Regions from separate parts of the Homo sapiens genome. Here region 1 is linked to region 2. Evidence: read pairs that join two places in POLR2A ChIA-PET (ENCODE). Cell type or tissue: A673. All regions are shown on one strand. Each heading gives the region's core, and the rest is flanking DNA. Links, peaks and the distances in the headings are about the cores only.

Evidence for each region. ChIA-PET counts read pairs that join two places held together with the same protein. Peaks named below come from ENCODE experiments on the same cell type or tissue, not always from the same donor. Only the 100,000 strongest peaks of a DNase experiment are listed, where the experiment ranks them.
Region 1: POLR2A ChIA-PET joins it to region 2 with 8 read pairs; 9 of 35 experiments call an interaction of 5 or more read pairs at or near these places.

What each region holds. Positions count from the first base shown.
Region 1 is chr21:32,399,342-32,403,737 of GRCh38, forward strand. No RefSeq gene overlaps it. Among named protein-coding and RNA genes, the nearest start is that of URB1-AS1, 8.4 kb to the left of the region's middle. In A673, for the core only: a CTCF peak has its summit at 3,974 (motif pointing right); a DNase peak (open chromatin) is centred at 4,010.
Region 2 is chr21:32,461,422-32,465,817 of GRCh38, forward strand. The region is part of intron 3 of EVA1C (eva-1 homolog C); the gene reads left to right. Among named protein-coding and RNA genes, the nearest start is that of EVA1C, 51 kb to the left of the region's middle. RefSeq lists an enhancer at 2,065-3,264. In A673, for the core only: no CTCF peak of the experiment used is centred there; DNase peaks (open chromatin) are centred at 2,140 and 2,660; H3K27ac peaks cover 1,823 bases.

The DNA.
Region 1 (4,396 bases), core at 104-4,103, 62 kb before region 2:
AAGGTATAACTGATATGCAGTCTAATGGCACATATTTACTGTATATGATTTGATGAATTACCTCCTGGCTCCTGGTAACCACCATTCTATTCTCTGCTTCTATGAGTTTGACTATTTTAGGTACTGCTTATGAGTCCTGTCCTTCTGTAACTGGCTTCTTTCACTCAGCAGACACCCAGAATAATTGAAATAAGGTTATTGAAGGGATATTTGCACTCCCTGTTCATTGCAGCATTATTCATAATCGCCAATTTACAGAAGCAACCTAAATGCCTATCGACAAATCAATGGGTTAAAAAAAAATGCGGTATTTAGTATACAATGAAATATTATTCAGCCTTAAAAAAAAGAAGGAAATCTTGATATTTTTGACAACATAGATGAACCTGGAGACCATTATAGAAATGTGATATGTGATCAAGACAACACCAAAATCAGTGGGAGAAGGGTGGTGTGGTAGATTACAAAATATGGTCACAAATTCCTCCCACCCTGGAATTCATGCCCCTTTGCAATTTGACTTTGCAGTTCTCATTGGGAGGTTGGGACATTTCTTCCCCTGTTGGGGAGCAATTTGGAACCACAGATCTCCAGGGGTAGCTGACTGCCAGTGTCATGATACTGTCATTATCTCTTCATTTAACATCTCCTCTCAGAGTACTCCTGGCTTGCTAGTTTAAATTGTGAAAATTTTCTGCATTAGCCTCATTTTATTTACATTCTTTGGTCTTTACTGTTCATTACTATTTAAATGTGTTAACATTTAAATGACATCTATACTGTAATTTTCCTTTGTCACTATTGAAGTCACCCTGGACTGCTAATTGCAAACATAATCGTATTTTCAGAGAGGTTTATTTTAGGCAGATTGCCCCTTAAGTTGCAGGAAGATGGAAAGAATGGCAGGCAGATCACCAAGAATACTCTGAAGATGAAGATGAATAAAGTGGGTAAGAGTGACTGGGATGGGCAGGGAATGGCAGACCCCTGAATGAGTTAGGGAGTGATCGAGCTTGAATATTTGTGCCACCCAGATCTCATATTGAATTGTAATCCCCAATGCTGGAGGTGGGGCCTGATGGTGGGTGTTTGGGTCATCAGGGTAGATCCCTCATGGCTTGGTGCAGTCTTTGAGATAGTGAGTGATTGCTCGTGAAATCTGGTCATTTAAAAGTGTGTGGCACCTCCCACACCCCAGCTCTTGTTCCTGCTTCCACCAGGTGAGATGTCTTGTCCCTCTTTGCCTTTGGCCATGAGTAAAAGCTCCCTGCAGCCTCCCTAGAAGCAGATACTGGCACTATGCTTCCTGTACAGCCTGTAGAACCAGGAGCCAATTAAACTTCTTTTCTTATAAATAACCCACCCTCTGGTATTCTTTTAGAGCAATGCAAGAACAGCCTAACACACGGAGAAAAGCCAAGGCAACCGATAGGTAAGAAAGAGCCCTCTAAGCAGAAGCTATAGCCAATGCAAAAGCACTGAGGTGGGACAGCAAAAAGGCCAGTGTGTCTGAAATGGAGGGAGGGCGATCATGGTAAAAGTGAGGCCAGTTGGAGTGGCTCATGCAGAGCCTGGTTGGACAAGGTAAAGTCTCCGTAGCATTTGAATTGTCTGGATTTGCCATTCCCAAACTGGGCACCAAAGTGCCCAAAGCACCACATTGCCTTGGAATGTTTTCAAAAGTTGAGGGAAATCCATCAATTCTTGACATCTGTTCATTACCAGGCAAACTACTGGCTCAAGGTAGTTCATAGATTCAACATTAGATTGTGCTAGTTTCCAGCTGGGTGCAGTGGCACACGCCTATAATCGCAGCACTTTGGGAGGCTGAGGCTAGCAGATCACCTGAGGTCAGGAATTCAAGACCAGCCTGGCCAACATTGTGAAACCCCATCTCTACCAAAAAAACACAAAAATTAGCCAGGCGTGGTGGCAGGCACCTGTAATCCCAGCTACTCAGGAGGCCGAGGCAGGGAGAATTGCTTGAACCTGGGAGGCAGAGGTTGCAGTGAGCTGAGATCGTGCCATTGCACTCCAGCCTGGCAACAGAGTGAGACGCCATCTCAAAAAAAAAAAAAAAGATTGTGCTACTTTGGAAGAAGAGATGAAGAGATGAGTTCACAGCTTTGCAACGCTGGGTTTCCGGGGCTTACCATGATGAAAAGCATCAGCCAAGTGTGGCGGTGCCTGCCTGTAGTCCTAGCTACTTTGGAGGCAGAGGCAGGAGGATCACTTGAGCCCATGAGTTCGAGGTTGTAGTGAGCTTATCGAGACACTGTACTCTGGTCTGGGGAACAGAGGAAGAACCTCTCTCTAAAAAAAAAAAAAAAAAAAAAAAAAAAGAGCAAGCACCAAGCTGAAATCAACACGGGTCAAGAAATGATAGTGTGGTATCCAATCTGATTTCAAGGTTGAAGAAATAGTGACATGTCCAACGGGCACACACACCCCATTCGAAATTATCTGTGCTTATTTAAGAATAAAGGAGGACTGGCCATGGTGGCTCATGCCTCTAATCCCAGCACTTTGGGAGGCCAAGGCGGGCGGATAATCTGAGGTGAGGACAGTCAGCCTGGCCAACATGGTGAAAGCCCATCTCTACTAAAAATACGAAAGTTAGCTGGGAGTGGTGGCAAGCGCCTGTAGTCCCAGCTACTCGGGATGCTGAGGCAGGAGAATCGCTTGAACCCAGGAGGCGGGGGTTGCAGGGATCACACCATTGCACTCTAGCCTGGGAGACAGAGGGAGACTCTGTTTAAAAAAGAAAAAAGAAAGAATAAAAGAAAACATTTTTATTTCCATCATATGTATTTACGTATATATGTAAACTGCTTCTTTATTATTAGAACACAAATACTTATGTTGTTTGGACATAGCTATTTAATAAACTTAACAGTTTAGGTTTGGGTTTTGTCCTGGAGCACTTGAAAAATTATTGAGACACTAAAGGTGCCATGAACTGAGAAAGATTGAGAACTTCTGGTCTATACCTTTGATCAGAGCTCACTTTTATTAATTCTAAATTCCCTTTGCGGACTTTGATTCTTTTTTTTTTTTTTTTTTTTTTTTTTGGCAGCCTTAAGCTTTCCCTTGAGAATGAAAATTTAAAACTTGTAAATTTTTTGTACACCCATGTTCATAGCAGCATTACTCACAATAGCCAAAAGGTGGAAGCCATCCGTGTCCATCAATGGATGAATGGATACACAAAATGTGGTATATACGTACCATGGAGTATTTTTCAGTCTTAAAAAGGGATAAAATTCTCACAACCTTGAAAACATTATGCTAAGTGAAATAAGCTAGGCACAAAAGGACAAATACTGTATAATTCCACTTATATGAGGTACCCACGGTAGTCAAATTCATAGAGACAGAAAGTGAAGGCCGGGCACGGTGGCTCATGCCTGTAATCCCAGCACTTTGGGAGGCTGAGGCGGGTAGATCACCTCAGGTCGGGTGTTTGAGACCAGCCTGACCAACGTGGAAAAACCCCGTCTCTACTAAAAATACAAAATAAGCCGGGCATGGTGGCTCATGCGTGTAATCCCAGCTGCTCGGGAGGCTGAAGCAGGAGAATCGCTTGAACCTCGGAGGCGGAGGTTGTGGTGAGCCGAGATCACGCCATTGCACTCCAGCCTGGGCAACAAGAACAAAACTCTGTCTTAAAAAAAAAAGAAAAAACAAACAAGAAAGTGAAATGGTGGTTGTCAGGGGCTAGGAGAGAGGGGAATGGAGAGTTAGTGTTTAAATGGATGCAGTGACTCAATATTGGAAGATGAAGAGATCTGGAGATGGAAGTTGATGATGACTGCACAACAATGTGAACGTACTTAATGTTACTGAACTTTACAGTTAAGATGGCTAATATGGTAAAGTTCATGTTACGTATATTTCACCATAATAAAAATACATTTTTGAAATTCATGGACCACACTCATCACTCCTAAAACATAAATTAAGATTCCCACCTACAGAGGGCGCCATTGACAGTCCTAGTGGCATTCGGGGGTTGGGTGTGCAGGACCCACAACTGCCTGAAGCTCCAGCCTTCTCCTTCCCCAGCCAGCTGCCTGTGCAACAGTCCTCAGCCTCCCCCACCTCTCCCTCACCCTTCTGAGACTTTTGCTGAGGTTTTTGTTTTGCTTGTTTTTTTAAAACTGCTGCCGATCAAGGGGAAACAGACTGGGCATATCCGTGACTACCCCTCTCTTTTCTTCCTTCTAGGAGAGACAAAGTCACTAGAAAAGCTAATGTGGTACCTACATACAACAAGATATCATTCAACCTCAGGAAGGAAGGATATTCTGACACATGCTACAACAACAGGGATGCACCCTGAGGTCATTATGCTAAGTGAAATAAGCCAATTAATCCTGTATGATTCTGCTGATAG
Region 2 (4,396 bases), core at 254-4,253:
CACTGCCATTTAGGAGGTGGAAGTGAGATTGTCTCCACACCTTCCTGCCTCTTTTTCTGCATCTCTCACACCTCCTGAGGCTCTTCTTCTCAATTCCCAGTTCCAGTCTGAGCAGGACACTGTGATTGTCCAAAGGCTGCACTGCTGCACCCTGTGGTGTGCAGAGCCAGTTCTTATGATGAGAGCCAGTTATGCACATGTCTTACCAGCTCTGCCTGTGTTCTGTGGCATCTGCCACGGTGGGAGTATTTACACCAGGGAAATGGGCAAATGCCACTGATCGGGTTTATTTGTTTGTCTTTACGGAAAGCTATTTTACCAGCAAGGCTCACCGGAACCTTCTTTTCCCTAATGTGCACTATGCTTCCTTCCTCAAAATCTCACCTCCCAAATTGCATCCCTTCAGGAAATGTAGGTTTCAGCGAGGCTTGGATTTAGGCAGTTCTGGGTTCATATTCCTTTCTGCTGCATATCGTATCTGCTGTGTGTTGGGCAGTGTAGGGACACTTTCTAGGACTCAGTTGTAACATGGGATTATGTCTCTTCTGCATAGGGCTGTTTTAAGACTGTGAAAACACAGTGTTGTATGTAACACGCTAGCACAGGACCATGGAGTTGAGCTCAGCAGTTGGTAGCTATTATTTCAATAAGCTGATTCAAATCACTCTGCTAAAGATATGAATGACTAAAGGATATAGTCATGCCTGTCATTTCAGCATTTTGGGAGGCCAAGGCAGGAGAATCATTTGAGGCCAGTCATTAGAGACTAGCCTGGGTAACATAGGGAGACCCCTATCTCTAAAAAAAAAAAAAAAAAAAACAATTAGCAGGGCATCATGGCAGGCACCTGCAGTCCTAGCCACTTGGGAGGCTGAAGTGGGAGGATTGCTTGAGCCCAGGAGTTTGAGGTTACAGTGAGCTATGAGCTCACCACTGCACTCCAACCTATATGACAGGGTGAGATTTATTTACTAAATAAAGAAATAATAAAAATAAATAAAAGTGACTATCTACATTTCAGCATCACTATGCACTGGCAATTGTATGCAATGTCAGTAATAAAATACTCCCATCGCGGCAGATCCTTCCTCTGCCCACCTTTGAAAGGTGGCTAGTGATGTGTTGGGAACAGGCACCCCAAAATCTGGCCATAAACTGGCCCCAAAACTGGCCATAAAGAAAATCTCTGCCACACTGTGACATGTTCGTGATGGCCATGATGCCCATGCTGGAAGGTTGTGGGTTTACTGGAATGAGGGCAAGGAACACCTGGCCCACCCAGAGTGGAAAACCACTTAAAGGAGTTCTTAAACCACAAACAGTAGCATGAGTGATCTGTGCCTTAAGGATGTGCTCCTGCTGCAGGTAACTAGCCAGAGCCCATCCCTCTGCTTCGGCCCATCCCTTTATTTCCCATAAGGAATAGTTTTAGTTAATCTATAATCTATAGAAACAATGCTTATCACTGGCTTGCTGTGATGATTTATGTGGGTAAATCTCTGTTCGAGGCTCTCAGCTCTGGAGGCTGTGAGACCCCTGATTTCCCACTCCACACCTCTATATTTCTGTGTGTGTGTCTTTAATTCTTCTAGCGCCACTGGTTTAGGGTCTCCCCGACCGAGCTGGTCTCGGCAGTGATGTGCTTTTGTGACTGTTGTATCGAAAAGAAGCAGAATGACCCACATAACCCTCTCATTTGTAGGTTGGTGCAAAAATAATCGCGGTTTTTGCCCATTGCTTTTAATGGCAAAAATCACAGTTACTTTTGCACCAACCTAATAAAATGAGGAGGCGGGGATTTCATTGCTCTTGTCATTTAAGCAGAGTCGTGGTTCTACCTTCCCAGGCCCCTGCCATCCTCCCCATCTAAACTCCCAGGAGAGTTGGCAACCCACTTCTGGAAGGCTGCCCACACCTTCTCTAATCTGAGACCAATTGAGAACTCTAACCCAGCTCTAAAACAAATTCTAGTCTTCTAAGAAAAGTAGCAATGATGTTAGTAGTTTCCTAATTTTTTATAATCCAGAAATGTCACTCTTATGTGGCAGTGAATTCGCACATTCCCAAGGAACCAAGTGACTCAACATAACACAACAGTCACCCCCAGGATGTAATGTGACACGCACAGGCCCCTCCGTTCCAGGAGATGGTTTGCCCATAATCTGGGGACGAAATCGCTGGAGGCCTTGCATGTGGGTGTTGCGTTACTGTGGGAGGGTTTTGTTGGCATCAAGGCTACCTTTAATGAATGGGCTTTAATAAATCAAAGAGATGTGGCTAATAAATGCGTTTCATGACATGCCTTAAACAAAACAAAACAAAAAAAAAACCTCTTGTAACTTTTAAATATTTTGATTTATAAAAAAAGAAAAAAAAAAGACTTCCATTTAAAAAGTTTCCAATTTGTGGAGATAAAGCTTGTTTTTGTCCTGCCTTCTCCCATCCTCTTTCTGTGCCAGCTCTGCCATGGGAAGGCATTCTTAACATTTTTCTGAGTTCTTATGGTTGGAAGGGGACTTTGGCTCTTTTGGTGTTTCTATCCAAGCCCTCTTTTCTGCATCAAAGGCCATCGTTCACTCTGGGCCTTTGAAGTCAGGCAAAATTTTGTTGTTGGTGGGATTTAGCATCTACTCATAAACTGCATATAAATGCCAGTGCGGATATGACTCACCAAAAAGAATCGAACCTTCTGACGTTCGGGTCAGACTTAGCAGTCTTTTATCTAGAGAAAGAAAACAAAACTTGCCTTGGCTCTAAGTTTAAGCTGTTGAATTAAGATTCCAGTGAGTGGGTAAAGGGCCTTCGAGACATTTGCTTAGTCACCATTTTCATTTTTCTTCCTCGTGGAGGTTCTTCCTGCGTGTTAAACTACCAGGGCAGGATAGGGATTTTGTGAGCATCTGTAGGCTGGCTTCTGCTCCCAGCCTTTCATTCATCTTGAATGTTCCCGTCCTCATGGATGAAAGGATAGCAACAAAGTTTGCCAGCAGCAGAGCTGGTGGTCCTCTTGAGATTCTGTAGTTTTCCTTCTTGTGGTCCAAAATTTTGTCTCACTGTTGTTTCTCTGCTTTTGGTACAAAGTCATGGAAATTTACAAGGTACAGAAAGATGGCGTTTAGGCCAGGCATGGTGACTCACGCCTGTAATCCCAGCAATTTGGGAGGTCTAGGTGGGTGCATCACTTGAGGTCAGGAGTTGAAGACCAGCCTAGTCAATATGGTGAAACCCTGTCTCTACTAAAAATACAAAAATTAGCCAGGCATGGTGGCGCATGCCTGTAATCCCAGCTCCTCAGGAGGCTGAGGCAGGAGAATCGCTTGAGCCTGGGAGGTGGAGGTTGCAGTGAGCCAAGATTGCACCCCCCGCACTCCAGTCTGGGTGACAGAGTGAGACCCCGTCTCAAAAAACAAAAAGGTGACATTTATATTTGGAAATTATTGTCTTTCATTTTTTAAGTTTGGAGCTTAGCATCACTGACACCAGGATAAGAAGATCCAGCCAGGTGCCATGGCCCTAATGTGTACAGCTCATGCCTTTCTGCAGGGATTAAGGTGGGCGTTTTCAAATTGTGATTGCAGCCCATGGTAGGAAAAGATTTTCACTTTTTGGCCCAGTGGAACACATACTCATATACACACAACTGAAAAAGAAATGTTTAAATTACAAAACAGTGTTTATACTTTCTTCATGTGATGCCCTTTGTTGTTTTCTAAACTACTCTATGCTTTATTTTCAAAAATTGCTGGTTACAACTCACTAATGATTTCAAGACTCATGAATGAACCTCAAATCACAATTTGGAAAACTCTGGCTTGAGGTGTGTTTGGGACCTGGAATCAGCCTGCACTTCCAATCCAGGAAAGAAAAGTGGAAGAACATGAGCACGTGAGAGGAGTGAGAGGCTGGGGTGGAAGAGGTTCTCTCTGGACAGTCTTCCCACCCACCCCAGGCCAGCCCATGACAGCCCAAGCAGTTCTTGCCATTTAACTCTTGTTTGCAGTTAACGCCAATGCTTGTTTGGCTGAAAAATGCACCTGTCCGCTATGTGGTTGCCATTTCAAAGTAGAAAACTCCAGAACAGTGGTGATAGGGTAGAGCTAGCATTTTTAAAAGAATTTTCTTTACAAAATGTTGGCAAGGATAAGAACCACATATGCAAATAAATGACCGTGGTCCCCTTTATATTTTGCTGAGCAAAATATAGTAGCTGGGATTACAGGCACCCAACACCACGCCTGGCTAATTTTTGTAGTTTTAGTAGAGATGAGGTTTCACCATGTTGGCCAGGCTGGTCTCAAACTCCTGACCTCAGGTGATCCGCCCGCCTTGGCCTCTCAAAGTGCTGGGATTACAGGTGTGAGCCACCACACCCAGCCGTGTTAGCTACCATTATTTA